Linked DNA regions of Homo sapiens: region 1 is linked to region 2. Evidence: chromatin loops called from intact Hi-C (ENCODE). Cell type or tissue: heart left ventricle. All regions are shown on one strand.

Region 1 (5,000 bases), 750 kb before region 2:
AGGGAGCTGTGATATTAGCCCCATGGAAGTCCTCACTGATAAGCTGACGTTTGAGTCAACACCCAAGAGAGGGCGGTGATGGAATGAGTCATGCAGGTGTCTGGGGAAACATGCATCGAGCTTCCTAGGAAGCACAGCCTCCACGGGTAGGAGTCGGGGGCCCAACCCTGGTAAAAATCCAGTGGAAAGCCACAGGAGGAACAAGCACCTGGGTTGGGTTTTTCACCTTGCAAAGGAATATACAAAATGTTCCCCCTTGTGTGTGTTTATAAATGAAAACTGAGGATCATGATAAACTACATTCAGTAAAGAACAAGACACGTGATTTCAAAATCTGTACCAAACTTCATCTCCTTTCTTCTAAGAGATTATTTGTATAAATTATAGATCATAGCATAGAATGGTACTTTGGTAACCATCTGGTGTTCATGTTTTGAACTTGCCAGATGATTAGAATCCACCAGGATGCTAGGTTTAAAGATACAGATTCCAGCTCCCTGTCCCCACCCCTGATTTAGGGAAGGGGCCTGTGACTTTGTATATTTAACAAACACTCAAGGTTATTCTGTTACAGGAAAGTCTGGGAGACACAGATAGGTTTCAAAATGAGGAAATAGAGGCCCAGATAGAGGGAATGTCTTGCTCAAGGTGGAACTGGTCAGTCAGGCAGAACTGGGAATAACATCTAGATTTCCCAACTCTGTTAGGCCAATGAAAGTTTTTTGCACAGCACAAAGATCACTTATGAAATTTAAGTTCAAGATACAACAAGACACAAAACATAAAAGCAGATGCCAGGCCAGACATCTATTAGGAGCACCAGATGTACCTGGGACGAACTGGTTACTGTGACTGATCACTAAACTCAGCAACCAAGGGCTCTGGCAGCCAAGTCTGCAGCAGAAATGGGTTGGGTTATTCCATTCCATTCATGGGGTCCAATAAAGTGATGCATAATAATTTCATTTGATAAGAAAAGTTTTTTCCTTTAACAAATTTTAAAATCTTCCAAACCCTCAGCTTCCTATTATGATAATTACAAGAGAATACGAAAAATAAGGATGGAAAAAAAATGGTAAAAGGAGAGATCTATCCTGTCCCAGTGAGAATGATTTCTTCAGTATAATTTATCTCCTGTGGGTAGTCTGGAGTCTCCACCCTCTCATAGGCCCTCAATGACTATGTGTTTGAAGGGCCTTCAGGATAGACTTCTTGAAAACAGATCTTTCTCTGATAGTGCCTAACATTCTTCACAGTGTGGGCCATGAGGCCTGAAAAGGACAAGCACGGTGAGACCCATGGCGAGTTGTAGGACCCTCTGGGCCTTTGTGGCCCACCTGGGAAGGGGAATGTATTAGTCTGTTCTCATGCTGCTAATAAAGACATGCCCATACTGGGTAATTTATAAAAAAAAGAAGTTTAATAGACTCATAGTTCCACATGGCTGGAGGCCTCACAATCATGGAGGAAGGCGAGGAGCAAAGGCACGTCTTACATGGCAGCAGGCAAGAGGGAATGAGAGCCAAGCGAAAACGGTTTCCCCTTATAAAACCATCAGATCTCATGAGACTTATTCACTACCATGAGAGCAATATGGGGGAAACTGCCCCCATGATTCAATTATCTCCCACCGGGTCCCTCCCACAACACGTGGGAATTATGGAAGCTACAATTCAAGATGAGATTTGGGTAGGGACACAGCCAAACCATATCAGGGAATAATAAAGCCATAACCTCCTGAAGGGGGTGGGTGTGATGCCCTCCTGAGCCCCTGCAGCTAGAGCATCTGTGACGCACTGCCCAGCTAGTCTGGGCAGGAGCAATGTGTTGGAGTTTGTGCACATGTGTGTGTGCTGGGCGTGCGATGAGCACCCTGCCACACATGTGGGAGCTCAGATGCCACACTCTTCCAGAGCTGTGCCACAGTTTGACTGATCTGTGACTGCAACCGCTCCAGCAAAGCTGGACTCTTGGGGAAAGAATTTTCTCTTCCCAAGCTTGCTGTGTGGGCCCGTGGGGAGACACACAATTGCCTTTGTCATTTGTTCTTCCTGTGTGGGGACAAAAGCCCTTTCACTTGCTGTGGAATGTACAAGAAGTTCTGTGCCGAAGGGCTGCCAGGCGCTGGCCTGGAATCCGACAAACAAGGAGGAGTTGGGGAGATGGCCGTTTCAGCCTGAGGCCCCCCACCTCCTGGTCCTGCCATGCATCTGTGTGGTCGGGGACTGCCAAGAGGGTCCCCACCGTCTGCTTCTTCACCACTGTGTGCACCTGCATCACTGCCACAACCCTGTCTTAATCATGGCCTGAGACACTGCAGCCTGCCACAGGCGGGCACTGTGCCAGGCATGGGTTTTGTCAACTCATTCAACCCTCCCAACGAATGCTGTTATTCCCACTTTGCAGCAGAGGGAACTGACCTTCAGAAGGGAGGGTCTGGGAGGACAGTGCTGAGACTGAAACAGAGGGGCTGGGACATGGTAGGAGGAACAGGACACCACAACCCCTCACCCTGCACTCACAGCTCTAGGGCAGAATGGAGCCTCAACCCTGGGTGTTTATGCTGTGAGCTGAAGTTTAAGCAAAACAAAAATAGAGAACTTAGGTGGGGTTGGGGTGGGGGTAGAACCCGCCAACACGAAACGTCATCGTGGTACAAGTGGCCTTTTCTCATTGCTATTTACATCCCCGGGTGTTTCTATCAGCCCAGAGCCAGAGACTCACCACAGAGCAACCTGTTGCCAGAATGCTGTGGGGGCTGCGCTATTTTAGGAGCAAAGTTTTCCCAGGTGGCTATATTGTCTGCATTTTTCTCACCAGGGTAGGACAATTCATAGAGCCACTAAAGCCAACCACAGTGTTGAACTCTGCTCTAATTTTAAAATGTAAATGAGCAAGCACCAATGGGAAGTGGCCAGGAGCAGACCAGGGCAATCAGCTCCCAGGGGAGCCCCAAGCGTCAACTCCCAGGTAGGGGGTAAGGGTGAGGCCTGCTGGGTGGGGAGTGGACTAATACAGAGGGCTGGGAAAGAAATGTGTGTGTCTAAAAGCAATTTGCATTAGGCCTTTCAGAGCCCAAGTCTGTGGGTTGGCTTGCACAATCTTGCAATCTTACAAGCAAGAGAGGAAGAAAGGAGAGAGGGGAGCCAGGGGAGAAGGGTGTGGGGATCAGACAGGCTTTTGTATGTGATCTTGTTTAAGCAAGACTCTTATCAAAGAGTAATCCTAAACTTTGCGCTTTCTTATCACCCAGCTCCCTGGGGAATGGGTAGGTGACTTTTGAGTTCCACAAGGGAGGATTAATTGCCTGTTAGAGATCAGAGCTCCAAGTAAGCAGATAAGGTTGATAGAGGTGGGTGGGGTGTGGTGGTTTACTTATGTCCCGTGGAGATGTTCTTTGCTCTTATTATCTAGATTCACGTTTTCTGTGCACAAGCCGAACACTGAGGGCTGAGGAGAAAGCTGCCGTCTAGTGAACAGAGCAGCATTGGAGGGTGTGCCTGCTCTGTGCCCCATGCTGCAGATGCTGAGCAGGGGTTGGGATATCAAAGAATGAAGGAATGAGCCATGCTGCACTGTTCAAGAAGGTCCAGTTCTGTGGTGGTTGTGTGAATACAGGACATTCTTTTCTTTCTTTTTTCTTTTTTTTAGACTGGGTCTCATTCTGTCACCCAGGCTAGAGCGCAGTGGCAAGATCCTCAGGCTTCCATAACAACTGTGAAAGTACTGACTGAGTAGTTAAGTTAAATATTAAAAGCTGAAAGGGCCAGTGCCCTTATACAAAGACTGGAATGTAACAAAAGCCCACCAAGAGTTTTGCCTAGGCCTTTCCTGGGCCTTAAAGCGTGACAAAATAATGGAGGAATTCTTAACAGGATCCATTTAGGATTAAACAAATTTTATTGGGGGTCTGAAGAGACTCCCCAGGCCTCCACAGACAAGTTTATTGGGGTCCTGAAGGAACTCCCCAAACGTCTGTGATTTAGCAGGAGACAAGAGTAATCAGCTGGGCACAGTGGCTCATGCCTGTAATCCCAGCACTTTGGGAGGCTGAGGCGGGTGGATCATCTGGGTGGATCACCTGAGGTCAGGAGTTTGAGACCAGCCTGGCCAACATGGTGAAACCCCGTCTCTACTAAAAATACAAAAACTAACTGGGCGTGCTGGTGCACACCTGTAGTCCCAGCTACTCGGCAGGCTGAGGTGGGAGGATCACCTAAGCCTGGAAGGTCAAGACTGCAGTGAGCTGTGATCGTGCCACTGCACTCCAACCTGAGTGACAGCAAGACACGGTCTCCAAAAATAAAAAATGAAAAAAAAAATTTAAAAAGTTTAGTGAGGAAAGAGTGTAACAATTGTTGTGTATCAGTTCTCCACATGTCTCCAAAATTTGGCTCCAGAATTCTGACTTTCAGTTGAGGCTAGAAGGTGGCAGGATAAGCCGGGCATGGTGGCTCACACCTGTAATCCCAGCACTTTGGGAGGCCGAGGTGGGTGGATCATGAGGTCACGAGTTCGAGACCAGCCCGGCCAAGATGGTGAAACACCGTCTCTACTAAAAACACAAAAATTAGCTCGGCATGGTGGCATGTGCCTGTAATCTCAGCTACTCAGGAGGCTGAGGCAGGAGAATCGCTTGAACCCGGGAGGCGGAGGTTGCAGTGAGCCGAGATCGTGCCATTGCACTCCAGCCTGGGTGACAGAGCGAGACTCCATCTCAAAAAAAAAAAAAAAAAAAAAAAAAGAGAAGGTGGCAGGGTATAGCCTTATGTCCTTGTGGGGTCACTTTGAGGGATTGAGGGAGGAAGTCTTTGCCCATGAGAGTAAAGGGAGAAGCTTCCGGGAGAAGCTCATGAGTCAGGAGCTGGTGGAGGGGCTGGGATCCACAGGCCTCTGAAAAACACCTTGTACACGAAGGAAATATATCAAGCTGTTTTAAAAGATTATCTCAATTTCGTAATTATGGATTATTTTATTTTCTTCCTGTGCTTTTCAGGATT
Region 2 (5,000 bases):
CATGATCACAGATTGCTACAGCCTTGACCTCCTGGGCTCTAGCCTCCACCTCAGCCTCCCGAGTAGTTGATACTACGGGCATATGCCACCATGCCCAGCTAGTCAGAAATTTTTTTATTTTATTTTTTTTTTGTAGAGACAGGGGTCTTGCTCTGTTGCCTGGGCTAGTATCGAACTCCTGGGCTCAAGCAATTATCCTGCCTCAGCCCCCTAAAATGTTGGGATTATAGGCATGAGCCACGGCCCTCAGACTTTAATGAATTTTCTAGGAAGGTAATTTCAGTCCACATTGAAGGAGAAAGATTGAACTTTATTTTGTTTGAAACATCACAGGAGGCTGGGTGCAGTGGCTTATGCCTGTAATCACAGCACTCTGCGAGGCTGAGACAGGTGGATTGCTTGAGTCCAGGAGTTCAAGACCAGTGTGGGCAACATGGCAAAACACGATCTCTACAAAAATAAAAAATGAGCCAGGTGTGATGGTGTGTGCCTATAGTCCCAGCTACTTGGCAGGCTGAGGTGGGAAGATCACTTGAGCCTGGGAGATTGAGGCTGCAGTGAGCTGAGATCATGCCACTGCACTCCAGCCTGGGTGACAGAACGACACCCTGTCTCAAAGAAAAAAAAAAAAGAAGAAAAAGAAAAAACAAACATCACAGGATTTACTTACCATCACAGAAAACCACATGCCACTGGCTACATTGCTGTTAGTATCTGAGTCACTAATAAAAAATAACTATGTTAGCCAATATTTGTAACTGTTGCATTCGTGGTCATTTTACCTAATAGGTGCAGGCCTGATTACTTCATTATGATTTCTGGAGTAGTCAGCCTTGGGAGTTTAGGAATTTAACACTGAAATAAATAGTTTTATGATGAATTACTTTCCTTTTTATTTCTCCTTTATATCACTGCCAGGATGTTATACTGATTTAAAATTACATGTATAGGGAGGTTATATTATCTATAGATTTCATTTGAGGATAAGTAAAAAGGAAGTATTTGTTATAAAAATGGGAGATGGGTCTGATAAAATTGAGGTATCAAATCAGGCATTGAACAAATTGGGACAAAAATGACTATAAATGCAAATTGGGACAGGTGCTATGAAGGAAAAGAGCCAGGTTCTGGGAGAGAGAATAACCAGGAAGATGAGTTTCAGTCTGCGCAGGCAAGAAAGACCTCTCTGCAGGGGTGATGTTCAACCTGAGACCTGAGGGACCGCTTAAGGAGACAGACAACAAGACAATGTATGCAAACGTCCCAAGGCAGAAAAGCCCTGACATACTGAAGACCACAGGGAAAGGCCAGGTGACAGGTGGGGCTGGAGAGGGAGTCAGCTTGGACCCCTCTGCAGGGCCCACCTGCAATGGAAAGTCATTAAAAGGTGAGCCCCCGACCCCCGCAAAAAAGTCACAAAATTTGAAAACGATAATCCAGGCTACTTTGAGAAGAATGAATTAGGCAGTCAGGCTTATAAGGGGAGAGGTTATTATAGTAATTCAGCTGAGAGAAGATGGAAGCTTAGACTAAGGGACAGCAGTTGACAGCTAGAGAAATGGTGGATTCTAGATATATTCTGGATATATCTAGATGATATGGCATCTTTTAGAGGGATGAAGAAAACTGAGGGTAGGGTAGAGAAGCACCATAGGGAGAGAACTCAAGAGGACAGTTTGGGACGTGTTAAGCTTGAGATGTCAAGCAGGTGGTCAGAGGAGGTCTCTGCCTCTGAGTTCCAGAACTAGCTTATTACTATGTACCTCCTTTTAGCTGAACCAGAAGCATCTCAAATTCAACATTTCTGAACTAAATTCATTTCTTCCCAATCAAAACTGCAACTCCTCCTGTATTCACCATCTCACTAGAAGATATCACCACTCAATCAGGGTGCACAAGCCAGAAACCTGAAAGTTCTCAGGATCAACCCCTAACACAAATACACACACTAAAGCAGTCACCTGCCCAGTGAGTTTCCCTGTTTCTTCTCTCTCTCCGTATTTCTTCACCTGGGAGCTCCTACTCATCTTCCAGGCTTGAGTCTGGAAATCACTTCATCCAGCAGATCTTCTCTGAACCCCCAGTTCAGCTTAAGCATTGCCATGCTCCACACTTCTGTGGCACCACAAGCTTCTCCTGTCATCCTGTTTGTTTATACTGTAATACGATTGCCTCTTCTGATCTGCATCTTCCCCTTCTGCATCAGGACTCCCTGAGGGCAGGGGACTATTGCTCAAGGCCTGGCTCATGGTCGCAGCTTATTACATTCCCGCTGAATCAATGACGGTAGCTCATGGGAAGGTGAAGTGAGAAAAGTCAGCTGCAGTCATTGTGCAGGTAGCTTGCACAGTGCTAGCTGCACCTCCTTCACCAGCTACAAAGCTTGAGAAAGTGGATCAAATACCTGAATTCTCTCCAGTAACAGGTTAATTTCTCAGGCTGCTGATGTCACTTTCGGCCAGATGTCAAATTGCCTCCTGTGAGCAGGGCCATTTTTCTGTGGCACACCAATGGGTCCAACCCACCTCCCTGAATGTGAGCTCTTAATAGGAGAGCCTCAGACTGAGTGATGCTTTAAGCATTTTAGTTCCTGCTGCTTTTCACCACAACTTTTTCTGCATTGTCTTGACATTTGTCTTATCTAGGTATGGAGAATACAGTTGACTGTCTATCCAGCATTCTTCTCCTACTTCCTCCTTCTTTCGAAAACTCTGATTCAGTGCAGGACCCACCACCCCTTCTACACTCAGACACATGCCCCTGGGGACCCTGGCCCCATACTTAGCTATATAGAGAGTCCCTGGTTGGATTAAGCCAATCATTGAGTTTCATTCCCCACTCCTGCCCCTCCCACTAAGTCGCTGGTTTTTGGTGGGCACATGATCTGGGTTGTCCAATCAGAGCAAAGTATTCACTGGCTTGTCCAACGTAGCTCCTGCTCCACCTTCTCCTTCTGCAGCTGCTCCCCACCTTCTCCTGCAGCTGCTCCCCACCTCCTCTCCTCCACACTATAAAAGGATTTGCCACTCACTGGCCCTATCTCTGCAGCTCATGGAGATTATTCAGGGCTCCCTCTACATAGCCCATTGCTGTGTTTGCTGTTATCACCACCAGGGTGTATGCGACAGCTCAGTCCCAGAATCTGCTCTTACTTATCTCCAGGACTAGCTATGGAGAGGGAGGTGTACAGACATCCCAGCTCTGACACTTCTACCAGAGCAGCCCTCTCACCCTTTTCAACACTTGGCCTACAGAGGCTGAAGTCCCCAGTTGACATACATACTTACACACATCCTTTTAATAGACAAAGGCAACACGCAGCCAAGCAGCAAAGAGAAGACCCTGGTAACTACACTCAGATGAAGGCTGCAGTGCTGCCTTCCTCTATGTCCAGATGAGGCAGCCAGAGTGCACAGAGGAGTTAAGCCATGACCAACAAACCCATGTGGAATGTGAATACTTGAGCCCCACTCTGCTGGCCAAATAAACGCATACAGTGCAATCTGCCATCTGAGGACGAGGATGGCTTCCCGGCAGGCGAAATCAGGATGCCCTCACAGACATGCTTGCACAGAACAGGCCCTTTCAAAAACACACACAATTTCTGAGGAGGAGATGAAAATGTTTTGGAACTGGCAGAGCTGGTGGTTGTACAACACAGTGAATGTACTAAATGCCACTGGATTGTATACTTTATTTTTTAATTTTTCTTTTAGAGACAGGAGACAGGATCTCATTCTGTCACCCAGGCTGGTGTGCAGTGGTGCGATCGTGGCTCAATACAGAGTCAAACTCCTGGGCTTAAGCAATCTTCCTGCCTCAGTCTTCCAAGTAGCTGGGACTACAGGTACGTGCTACCACATCTGGCCAATTTTTTATTTTTTGTAGAGATGGGGGTCTCACTGTGTTGCCTAGGCTGGTCTTGAACTCCTGAGCTCAAGCAATCCTCCTGCCTTGGCCTCCCAAAGTGCTAGGATTATAGGCATGAGCTACTGCATCCAGCCTGATTATATACTTAAAAATGGTTAAATTTATGTCGTGTAAATTTCACCTCAATTTAAAAAAAATACACACAGGGGCTGGGCGTGGTGGCCCACGCCTATAATCCTAGCACTTTGGGAAGCCAAGGCAGGAGGATCCCTTGAGCCCAGTTTGAGACCAGCCTGGGCAACATAGGGAGACCCTGTCTCCATTAAGAAAAAGAGAAAAAAAGAGGAAAGAAATACACACAGGTCCACAAGTGTGCAAAGGTATGATCTTGCCTTACAGGTACCCAGACACACATGCGTGTGTATGCACACATGCACACTCACCTAGATTTCTTTGAAAATTCAGAAAATTCTTGCAGAATTACCCTGCAAGAAGTCCCTGGAGGCCAAGAGTTGATGTGTTGACATCAATTCTTCACAATATGCATCCATCACCACTGAGCACAGCTTATCCTCCTTGCACGGGTTTGATGCCCTCCCCTCCCCTGCCTATTCTGTATTACTTCCCTTTATCTTCTTCCCACCAGCTCTGGCCCTTTTATACTACAGACGGTTCCCCGTGGGGGCTCTTCCCGGCCTATCACAAAACAAATAGCCTCATGACATTACTACAGCCTATGTAACTTTACAGCCCAGAAGAGTGCCTGCTCATGCCTTCACAGCAACCCAGGCTACCCACTGACTCTTCACCATCAGCCTAGGAGATAGGTCAGCTGCCACCTCACTGATGAGGAAATAGGATCAAAGAAGCTCACCACCTGTCCAGAGTCACACGGAGAGGTGGGTAGGAGTGAAGCAGGAATGCAATTCTCCTAACCACGAGTGTAGGACCCTCTCCCACACAACCCCTCTTTGTTTCAACCAGGTAGTCTATCATGGGGTTTCAGACACAGACCTCCTGAGTCTCTGAGTCAGGCTTCCTAGCTGTGTGGCCCTGGGCACAAGTTACTTACCTTTTCTGTTTCTTTTATTTATAAAATGGACTACTAATGGAGCCTCCTCTTAAACACT

The links. Hi-C counts contacts between places; a loop is a spot of excess contacts. Peaks named below come from ENCODE experiments on the same cell type or tissue, not always from the same donor. Only the 100,000 strongest peaks of a DNase experiment are listed, where the experiment ranks them.
Region 1: a loop joins it to region 2, with 6 times the contacts of the local background. A loop is called at or near these places in 1 of 110 quality-filtered maps.

The regions. Positions count from the first base shown.
Region 1 is chr2:47,308,337-47,313,336 of GRCh38, reverse strand. The region is part of intron 3 of EPCAM-DT (EPCAM divergent transcript); the gene reads left to right. Among named protein-coding and RNA genes, the nearest start is that of BCYRN1, 24 kb to the left of the region's middle. RefSeq lists enhancers at 2,216-2,285, 3,546-3,735. In heart left ventricle, no CTCF peak of the experiment used is centred here; a DNase peak (open chromatin) is centred at 2,326; H3K27ac peaks cover 2,664 bases.
Region 2 is chr2:46,563,027-46,568,026 of GRCh38, reverse strand. The region is part of intron 2 of RHOQ (ras homolog family member Q); the gene reads right to left. Among named protein-coding and RNA genes, the nearest start is that of RHOQ-AS1, 15 kb to the left of the region's middle. RefSeq lists enhancers at 2,747-2,836, 4,814-4,873. In heart left ventricle, a CTCF peak has its summit at 3,115; a DNase peak (open chromatin) is centred at 3,080; H3K27ac peaks cover 2,545 bases.